2 separate regions of the Homo sapiens genome follow, and region 1 is linked to region 2. A link is a contact called in ENCODE Hi-C or POLR2A ChIA-PET data. All regions are on one chromosome and are shown on one strand. The core of a region is the stretch at or near the end of the contact, and the rest is flanking DNA. Distances in the headings are between cores, read along the strand shown. Region 1 has its middle 120 kb from the start of LINC02533. Region 2 has its middle 170 kb from the start of LINC02533.

Region 1 (4,023 bases), core at 1,356-3,855, 51 kb after region 2:
CATTCCAGGCTACTGACTTCTTTTGGCCCTCTGGAAGCATTAGACCTAGTTTCTAGAACAATCACACTTAGGGGCATGAGTGGCCATCCTACCCTACACCCAGGTATAAACTGACCAGTGGCTATGACTCCTCTCTTTCCCCACTGTACCAGCCATGGTTCCTGCAGGGAATAAATGGCCCACTCTAAGTAAGACAATGGAGGATTGTCCAATAAAGGTGCTACCTGCAAAGCTGGGGGTGAGTTGGTAAACCACAAGAAATACTGCAGTGCCCAGAAGGAGAGAAAGCAATAGAGGTGACTATTTTGAGAGGAACAATGGCCTTTGGTTAAGGTTGGCATGAAGCTACCCCACAAGGAAGAAGCCAGCAGAATGAATATCCCACCACCATGGTATGCTGGACAGTGTTTAATCATTGGCCCTCTGGAGAAAAAAATATTTGTAGCATTTACCCATTTTCTGTGTATTAAATACCATCCCCATGGCTTATTTCAAGCTACCTATGTGAGGTCACCAGATGCAGAATTGACAATAGATGTGCACAGTCAACTCTCGTGAGCCACTATGAGCAGGCTCTAGCCCAGCACTGCCCCAACTTCATTCATCCCCCTTCACTCCAATCTCCTGCCAGACATCCCCACTGACCACACCCAGCTGGAAGCCAGCGGCAAAGGGAGTCCACTGACAGAGTCCATGGACAGCCTCTCAGTCTGCCAGGACGGGAGACCATTAACAAGAAGAGGAGGAGGAGAAGAGCTTTGAAAAAGTGCCCTGGGAGAAGTCATTCAGCCTTTTCCTCCAGGCTCCCTGGCTCTCATGGACCCCCATGTGCCCACCTCAGCCTTTTCTGGGTTGTGGCATGAAATGCCCGTGTGCTGCCTACATGACCCAAGTGATACTGCCAGGGAGATAAATTTGGCCTAGGCTGAAATTTGAAAAGCAAGAGGACATCCGCCTGAAGACTTGCACCCCCTGGGCTTTTTTCTTTATTTCATCACATGAAGAGGGGAATAAGTAGAGACGATCTGGTTGTGGAGAGTCCAGAGGCAGGAAATCCACATTTATTGAACCTCATGTGAGTTAGAAACCTTAACATAGGCCTGGCTCATTTGCTAAGTATTCACTGGGTTCCTGCTGTGTGCAGGACACTGTGCAAGAGCTGAAACCTGTAAGAGGAAGCAGTGAGTTTGCCAGGACTCCTCCTCTACACTCTTTCCCACTGGTCCTTTGCCAGTCAGTTCTGCCAGGAAATAGAAACTGCTCTAGGTCTTTCTAACGGAAGGAATCTGATTGAAGGGATTGGTGACAGAGGGATGGGTGAGCTGGGAAGCACAGAGGGACGGGTTAGCAGCAGAGGAAGTTGCTACCACCCCTAGACTGGGAAAACAATAGGGGGAGGTGGAATTGCCCGGGTCTGGAAGTTCGCTGGAGGCTGCTGCACAAAAATGATGTGGCTGCTGCAGAAATGCCATGAGAACCAGAAGGAAAAAGGGAATATTCTGGGTGTCCCTTCTCCCACCCTCTAATCGCTTGCTTGTTGTTCTAATTGGCTTCACTTATGCAGATGCTGGGAAATGCAGTTCTGTCTGTAACAGAGCAGGCAGAGGGGAGATGGATGGAGCCCAAGCAGGCTCTCGACCTTGTGGTGCATTTGTGCACTGGAGGTCTCAAGCTAGCAGATCATTTTCTTTGGTTTGGGAGTCCAGGGAAGCAAATTAGTCATAGAGGGATTGAGTAGTCAGAGCTAGCCCCACCAGCTTAAATTCTAGGTACTTGAGTCATCAGTCTTTTACAGCGGTGTGTTTGTTAGTCAGGATTCTCCAGAGAAAACCAATAGGTGATAGATAAATGATAGGTGATAGAAGAGGGAATTTATTTATTTATTTATTTATTTATTTATATTTTGAGATGGAGTCTTGCTTTATCACCCATGCTGGAGTGCAGTGGCGTGACCTCGGCTCGCTGCAACCTCCACCTCACAGGTTCAAGCGATTCTCCTGCCTCAGCCTCCCGAGTAGCTGAAACTACAAGTGTGTGCCACCACACCCGGCTTTTTTGTGTGTGTTTTTAGTAGAGGTGGGGTTTCACCATGTTGGCCAGGCTGCTCTCGAACTCCTGACCTCAGGTGGTCTGTCCCCCTTGGCCTCCCAAAGTGCTGGCATTACAGGCGTGAGCCACCGTGCCTGGCCAGAAGAGGGAATTTATTATGGGAATTGGCTCACATGATTATGGAGGCCCAGAAGTCCCACGATCTGCCAACTGCAAGCCAGAGAATCAAGGAAACTAATTCAGTCTGAGTCCCAAGACCTGAGAACAAGGAGAGCTGATGATGTAACTCCTAGTCTGAGGCTGAAGGCCTAAGAACCAGGAGCACCAGTGTCTGAAGGCAGGAAAAGGTGGGTGTCCCAGCTCAAGCAGAGGGAGTGAAATTATCCTTCTCTTACCTTTTTGTTTTATCTTGGTCCTCAATGGATTGGGTGATGCCTGCCCACAGAGGGAAGGGTTACCTCCTTTACTCAATCCACTGACCCCAAGGCCAATCTCTTCTGAAAACACCCTCACAGGCACACCCAGGAATAATGCTTTCCCAGCAATCTGAGTATCCCTTAGCCCAGCCAAGTTGACACCTACAGTTAACCATCAGCCTGTGTCACTCCTCCACCCTCTTCCTTATAGATCCCGCCTCATCCCCTTCCCTTCCTGCATGTCCCGTCCACCTCCTCTCCCCAGGCAGGATGGAGACACCAAGAGACCTCCAGATCCCCATCGGGTAAACCCACCGAGTTGGACTCTGATAGTTGACTGTCACATAAGCAGACTGCCTGATGTACCATGCCCTGTTCTCTAAGCTCTCTGACATATTTAGTGGGTGTTGATGTCTCTGCTTTGATGGAGAGGAAACTGACCCCACTGTGAGTTGTTGGCTTGTCCAAGGTCACCCAGCACATTAGCAGGAGTTCCAGAATTGGAGCCCAAAGCTCCTGAGTCATGGCCAAGTGACGAGCTCCATTGCACTACGTGGCTCTTTGTGGCTATAAAAAGATCCATCTCTGGAGAGCACCTCCTCCAAGGCTTGCTGAGATAAGCTAGATGCTGGCCCTGTGTGTGTGCCTTAACCGGGCAGTGAGCCACCAGTCCCCTGATAGGAAGAGTGACTCTCGTGGGGAGAGGAAGAAAGAGAATGCTTCAAGAAGTCGGAGGAGGCAGCCTTTTACCTTAAATGGCCCATGCTCAGATCAAGACACGGCACAATTATTGTGTCTATATTGTAGCCTGATCTGCCACAAGTTGAGAAAAATCTCTTTTTCCATAGCATAACTATTTATGGCATTTGCCAATTTTCTCCGTGTAAACACTTTTCCTGTGGCCTATTTCAAGGTACAAACAGGAGGTCACTGGACACAGAATCTGGGGGAGATGTGCGCAATAACAGCTCAGGAGCTGGTCTGAGCAGTCTCCAGCCCACCACGTCCCTAACCTTACTCACCCCACCCCTGCCAATGTCCTCATCTTTAGGCAAGGATTATCATACTAATCAAGAGTTCTCCATCTAGAGTTTATCGTGTGTGATACCTAGCTCAGCGAAGTAAGATTCTGATGCCCTCGTGTATGAAATGGGCTTGGATATTATCTTTGTTATGTAATGTCACGCCTAGAAATAAACAGGACCTGTCCTTACAGGCACTAAGTGTACCATCACAACATCTGCTGCCCAGTTTTGAGATTAAGGGCATGACCCTGCCTGGGTTCAAATCTTCTCTTTGACACTTAACTAGCTGTGTAATCTCAGGCATTTACCTACCTTCTCTGTGACTTAATTTTCCCATCTAACTAATGGGAATACTGGTAATATGAATCTCATAGGTAGTTATGAAGATTAAATTATTTAGAAGATGTCAAGCACTTAAAATAGTGCCTACTAGCAATTGAGGGCATAAGTGACCCCTAATAAATGTTAAATCACATTATTACTACATGCTGGCAGGTCAAAGGTGCATCTGTTAACAGATGGGGAAGGTGTGG
Region 2 (4,675 bases), core at 2,088-4,587:
TGAGATGCAGGAGTTCCTGTTTCAACTCCCCCACCCTGCTGGAGGCTGTAAGGCAGGGTGTGATCGGCTTTTACTGGAGAACAGGAAATAGCAGGAAACGTCACCTACAAGGGCACATTAATCACATTAGCTTGGCAAACTATCATCTGGGATTCAAAGTCACATGTGTGAGCACAGCATTTCTAGGCAGCCCGTTTCCACAGCCCTGCTGCCCATGCCTTTTGTTTTAGAAGACCGGTCTCTGCAGCTCACTGCTGCTGGAAGGAAAACTCACATGATCACATTTTGTGTACACATGCATCCACATGCATAGTGAAACCAGGTGAGCTTAATTCATTTTGGCTAGACTGAAGTCAAGCTTCTGAAAATATAAAATGGTTGTATTTCTGGGCCAATGCTGACGCTGGAGGTGGCATGTTGATGAGGCCAGGAAGTTATTCTATTTTCTGGTGAGGGAGTACTTGTCTTGTTCTCTTTTTTTTTCCTACAGAAAATGCAGCCATTACTCACATTTAAAAAAATTACATTTGGGCTTTGAGGTATAATAAGAAATATATAGATATTGGTCACTGCTCCTGATTCCTGACACAGAGCCACTAAAACCCTTGTTATTTCCTGAGTGATAGGGGTGCGAGGAGAATATTTTGTCCTAATATTTGGTCTCTGACCCAGTTCCCAGCACAGAGCTCTTAAATCCCCTGGAATTTCCTGGGTGATAGGAGCATCTTTCATTCTAACAAGGTGACTCTTGGTGGACTCCTGTATGGAGTTTGTCACCAGAAAGATCAAGCCATGATGAGAAGCTTGGAACATTCAGCCTCACTCTCCATCCTCTGGGTAGAGGAGTGGGGCTGGAGATTTAGTTAAAAATTGATCCTGCCTATGCCATGAAAGATCTACATCATAGATTTTTCTGTGTCTATAACAATCCCTAAAGTATAGGGCTGAGAGCTTCCAGATTGATGAACACGTCTACGTGCTGGGGGTGGTGCATCTCAGCTCCATGGAGACAGAAGTGCCTGTGCTTGGGACCCTTTCAGACCTTGCCCTCTGCATCTCTTTATCTGGCTGTGTGTGTGTATCCTTTGTAATATTCTTTGTAATAAAGTGGTAGGTGAATATAAGTGAGTATTTCCCTGACTTCTGCAAACTGTTCTAGCAAATGATCAAAACTGAGGAGGAGGTTATGGGACCCTCCTATTTGTAACCAAGTCAGACAGGGGTTGTGGGTAACCTAGAGACCATCACTTGTGATTGGTGTCTGAAGTGGGGTGAGGAGTCAGGAGGAACTGAACACTTAACCTGTGGGATCTGTGCTAATCCCAGGTAGATGGTGTCAGAATTGAATTGAATTATTGAACACCAAGTTGGCGTCTGAAGAGAATTGGAGAACTAGTTGGTGTGGGAAAACCCCACACATATTTGGTTACAGAAGTGTTCTGTGTTAAGTGTGAGTATAAGGAAGGAAAAATGAGTTTTTCTTACAGGCTTACATTTAAGGAATTATCTTTCTTGAAAATGATATTGAAGTCAGCACTGTCTGGGAAAGTCTGGAACATAAAGTGCTTCTGAGCCAGGATCTTTTGTATCATTAAAATGACGCACTCTTTAGGGAGGGAGCAACCTACTTTTAGATGAGGGTCTTAGGGGAGACTTTATTTTGGAGCCATTTGTGGGCACATGAACTTGACTTTCAGATCTCTGATTGGGCAGGAACAGCTCCTTGCTAGGGGCTACTGAATGAACCTCAAGGAAAAGTGAAGTTGAAAGCTCTTAGGCCACATCAAAGAAGTGGGGAGGATACAGAGCCTTCTTCCCTTCTGGGAGACAAGGGCACCAGAGGCCTTCCTTGCTTTTTAACAATGCGCATCTATTTTGTGAGGCTTAAAAGGGCGTTTTGTCCATGGGAGATGCTAAAAATATTCTTGTAGGAAGAAAGGAAAAGGGGGAAAGGGAAGATGTGATAAAAGGAAGAAGAGAAAAAGGGATAATTCAAAGTACTGAAATAAAAATTTTGGTTAGCTCAAAAAAGAAGTAAAATACAGTATCTAGAGAGCAACAGCACAAAAGAGAAAACAAGCAAATATTCCTGGATGTTTCTTTCTCACCGTATCACCCTGAGTACGTTATTTAACCACTCTGAGTCCCAGTTTCCTCATCTGTAAAACGAGTCTCTCTACAGGAATTTTGTGAGGATCAACAAACAAAAAAGCTTCTGCTGATTCGTGAGGATGCTAATGTCAAACACCATGCACACTCACCACAGCCTAAAACCTTTTCTAAGAGCTTCACAGGTATGATCTCATCTAGTCTTCCAAACAAAACTGTGAAGGAAGTTCCTTCCTCATTTGAAAGAGAAGACTGAGGCACAGACCCTCAGCTAAACCAACAGGTGGCATGCTTGGATTTGAACCTTGCTAGTTGCTCTTGCTCCTTAGTCTGTGTTAAGTACCTCCCTTCCTCACCATCCTATGTTGCAGTAGCTCCTCTTTCTTTTCTTCTTCTTTTTTTTTTTTTTTTTTTTGACTGAGTCTTGCTCTGTCGCCCAGGCTGGAGTGCAGTGGTGCCATGTAGACTCACTGCAACCTCCACCTCCAGGGTTCAATTGATTCTCATGCCTCAGCCTCCTGAGTAGCTGGGATTACAGGTGCAGGCCACCATGCCCGGCCAATTTTTGTATTTTTAGTAGAGACAGGGTTTCACCATGTTGGCCGGGCTGGTCTTGAACTCCTGACCTCAAGTGATCCACCTGCCTCAGCCTCCCAGAGTAGCTCCTCTTTTGACTATTTCACAGGTGCAATGCTCATTCTGACAATTCAAAAGAAATTTGGTTGGCTAAATTGGGCTCTATGCAATTGGGAAGTATCACTGGATTTGACATATCTAGGCTCAGTTCATTGTTAGCAAACGTAATTGATACACACTGAGATCTTGTGATCCAAGCCTGAGAACTACAAACATTAAATCCACAAATGTATTTCAAAGTTCAAATTTTACATTAGTGAAACAAGGAAATATAAGTGTCATAACACAATGGCAGCTTTCCAAGAATGAATATTTTATTGGTGGGGAAAATTGGCCTTTTGGGTCACCTTACTTTAGCTCTTCAAGGATGTACAACTATATAAAATTGACCTTATGTTGTGGTATTGAACAGCTGGGCTATGGAATATTTTAAACCAGCGTTTAAAAATAATCCCATAGAGTGGGAACTGATGCAATCCTAAGGGGAAAGAAAGCTTTGGAGGAGTGTCTGGCTTCCTCTTTTCCTCTTGGCTTGAAACCGACAGGCAGATCTTATCTACTCTGGTTGATTTTCTAGCATTAGGACTTTATGCAAATGGATCGGGGCCTTGTATCCTGAGAGGGAAAGTGGTTCACTGGAAATGTTTTGGCAATCACAGATTCTTCCAGGTGCCTGCCTGAGAATGATTTTCTTACATTGAGAATTTTCTTCCAACTGGGCACAGATGACAGAAGTCTGGACTTGTTTGGAAATATGATCCTATCAGTTCTCAGACATTTTTAGAATATCTACCCAACCCCAGCCTTTCAGCACCCCTGTAATGATCATATTGATTTCATACTTCTAAGTTTTGGGATGTTAAAAATAGGAAGGACTTGAAACCCTTATTGTGGGATTTACTGTTTATTCCTGTTATCTCCTAACTTGGGTTAACATGGATTCTGATGAGAATAATGAAAAGTGAATAGTTTAACCATGTTTAGAAGAGTATTCATTTATTAGACATGCTGCTAAATGTGTCTGATCTCACAGAGATTAATTACTCTTTCTCAGTATTCCTCTTTCTCATGCACACATTCACTTACAAGTTCAGGCTGTCATGTTTTTGCCATTTTCTTGCCGGTGCCTTGCAATCCTAATAAAATGTTTACTAGGTAGCATTTCTCTGGATACAGTGTTGAGCTGAGAACTGACTTGAACATGAATCATGATAATGTTTCTTACTGTTTACATAGCAATGAAGATTATCAGGATGAATGGAGAGAAGCCAACCACCCTCTTTATTCATCACAAAGTCATTCAGCCCTGTTATTTCTCATGCTGAGAGATTTATTGGTAATTTTGCTGCAGATAAGTTGTCTTGAAGGGAGCAAAAACTTTCAGGAATTGAGGTGCTTCTGAATCAGAGAAAACTATGATACGTCATTAACTCTGATACTGAATTATATAGAAGAAATGCAAAAGACTCATAAGCACTTAGAAAAACAGTAATCAGTGTGTGTTGATTATCTCAGCCACGGTATACCTTTTTTTCCACCACACATTTCCGGGGTGATTTGCACTGTATTTTCATATTTAACATTAGGGAAAAGTGTGTTGTGGGTGCTATGGACATGTATTAGCATATTTTAAGATGGTTTATTTGGGCTTTTTTTTTTAACCTAATAAATCCAGTTCATGTGCACACAACATCACTCATGTTTGCTGCTTTTGAAGTAAATTTCATTTTAATTCTTCCAATCAGTCGAAACATTTGAAAAAAAAATAACATGAAAGTTTTGAGCTCGGGAAAGGTTTTTGTTATCATTTTTGTTTTTTTACATTGATCTTAGGTCATTGAGTAGATAATAGGAATACATTTGCTAATGAAGATGAGACGTCAACTGTCCGATATAGTCATCAATCAAATGTCTGGCTCAGAATCAAGAC

What was found. A loop is a pair of places that touch in the nucleus more often than their neighbours do. ChIA-PET counts read pairs that join two places held with the same protein, here RNA polymerase II (POLR2A). Pooled maps may share reads with other maps.
Region 1: a pooled map shows a loop between it and region 2 (5-fold over the local background). The contact joins two enhancer-like sites. A Hi-C loop is called at or near these places in 3 of 50 pooled maps. POLR2A ChIA-PET finds 5 or more read pairs at or near these places in 2 of 52 experiments (A549 and H1).

The regions. Positions count from the first base shown.
Region 1 is chr6:4,368,591-4,372,613 of GRCh38, forward strand. No RefSeq gene overlaps it. Among named protein-coding and RNA genes, the nearest start is that of LINC02533, 120 kb to the right of the region's middle. Within about 2 kb of position 2,606, at least 7 of the 41 ENCODE cell types and tissues checked have a DNase peak (open chromatin) inside an H3K27ac peak, as active enhancers do.
Region 2 is chr6:4,317,099-4,321,773 of GRCh38, forward strand. No RefSeq gene overlaps it. Among named protein-coding and RNA genes, the nearest start is that of LINC02533, 170 kb to the right of the region's middle. RefSeq lists an enhancer at 1-375. Within about 2 kb of position 3,338, at least 9 of the 41 ENCODE cell types and tissues checked have a DNase peak (open chromatin) inside an H3K27ac peak, as active enhancers do.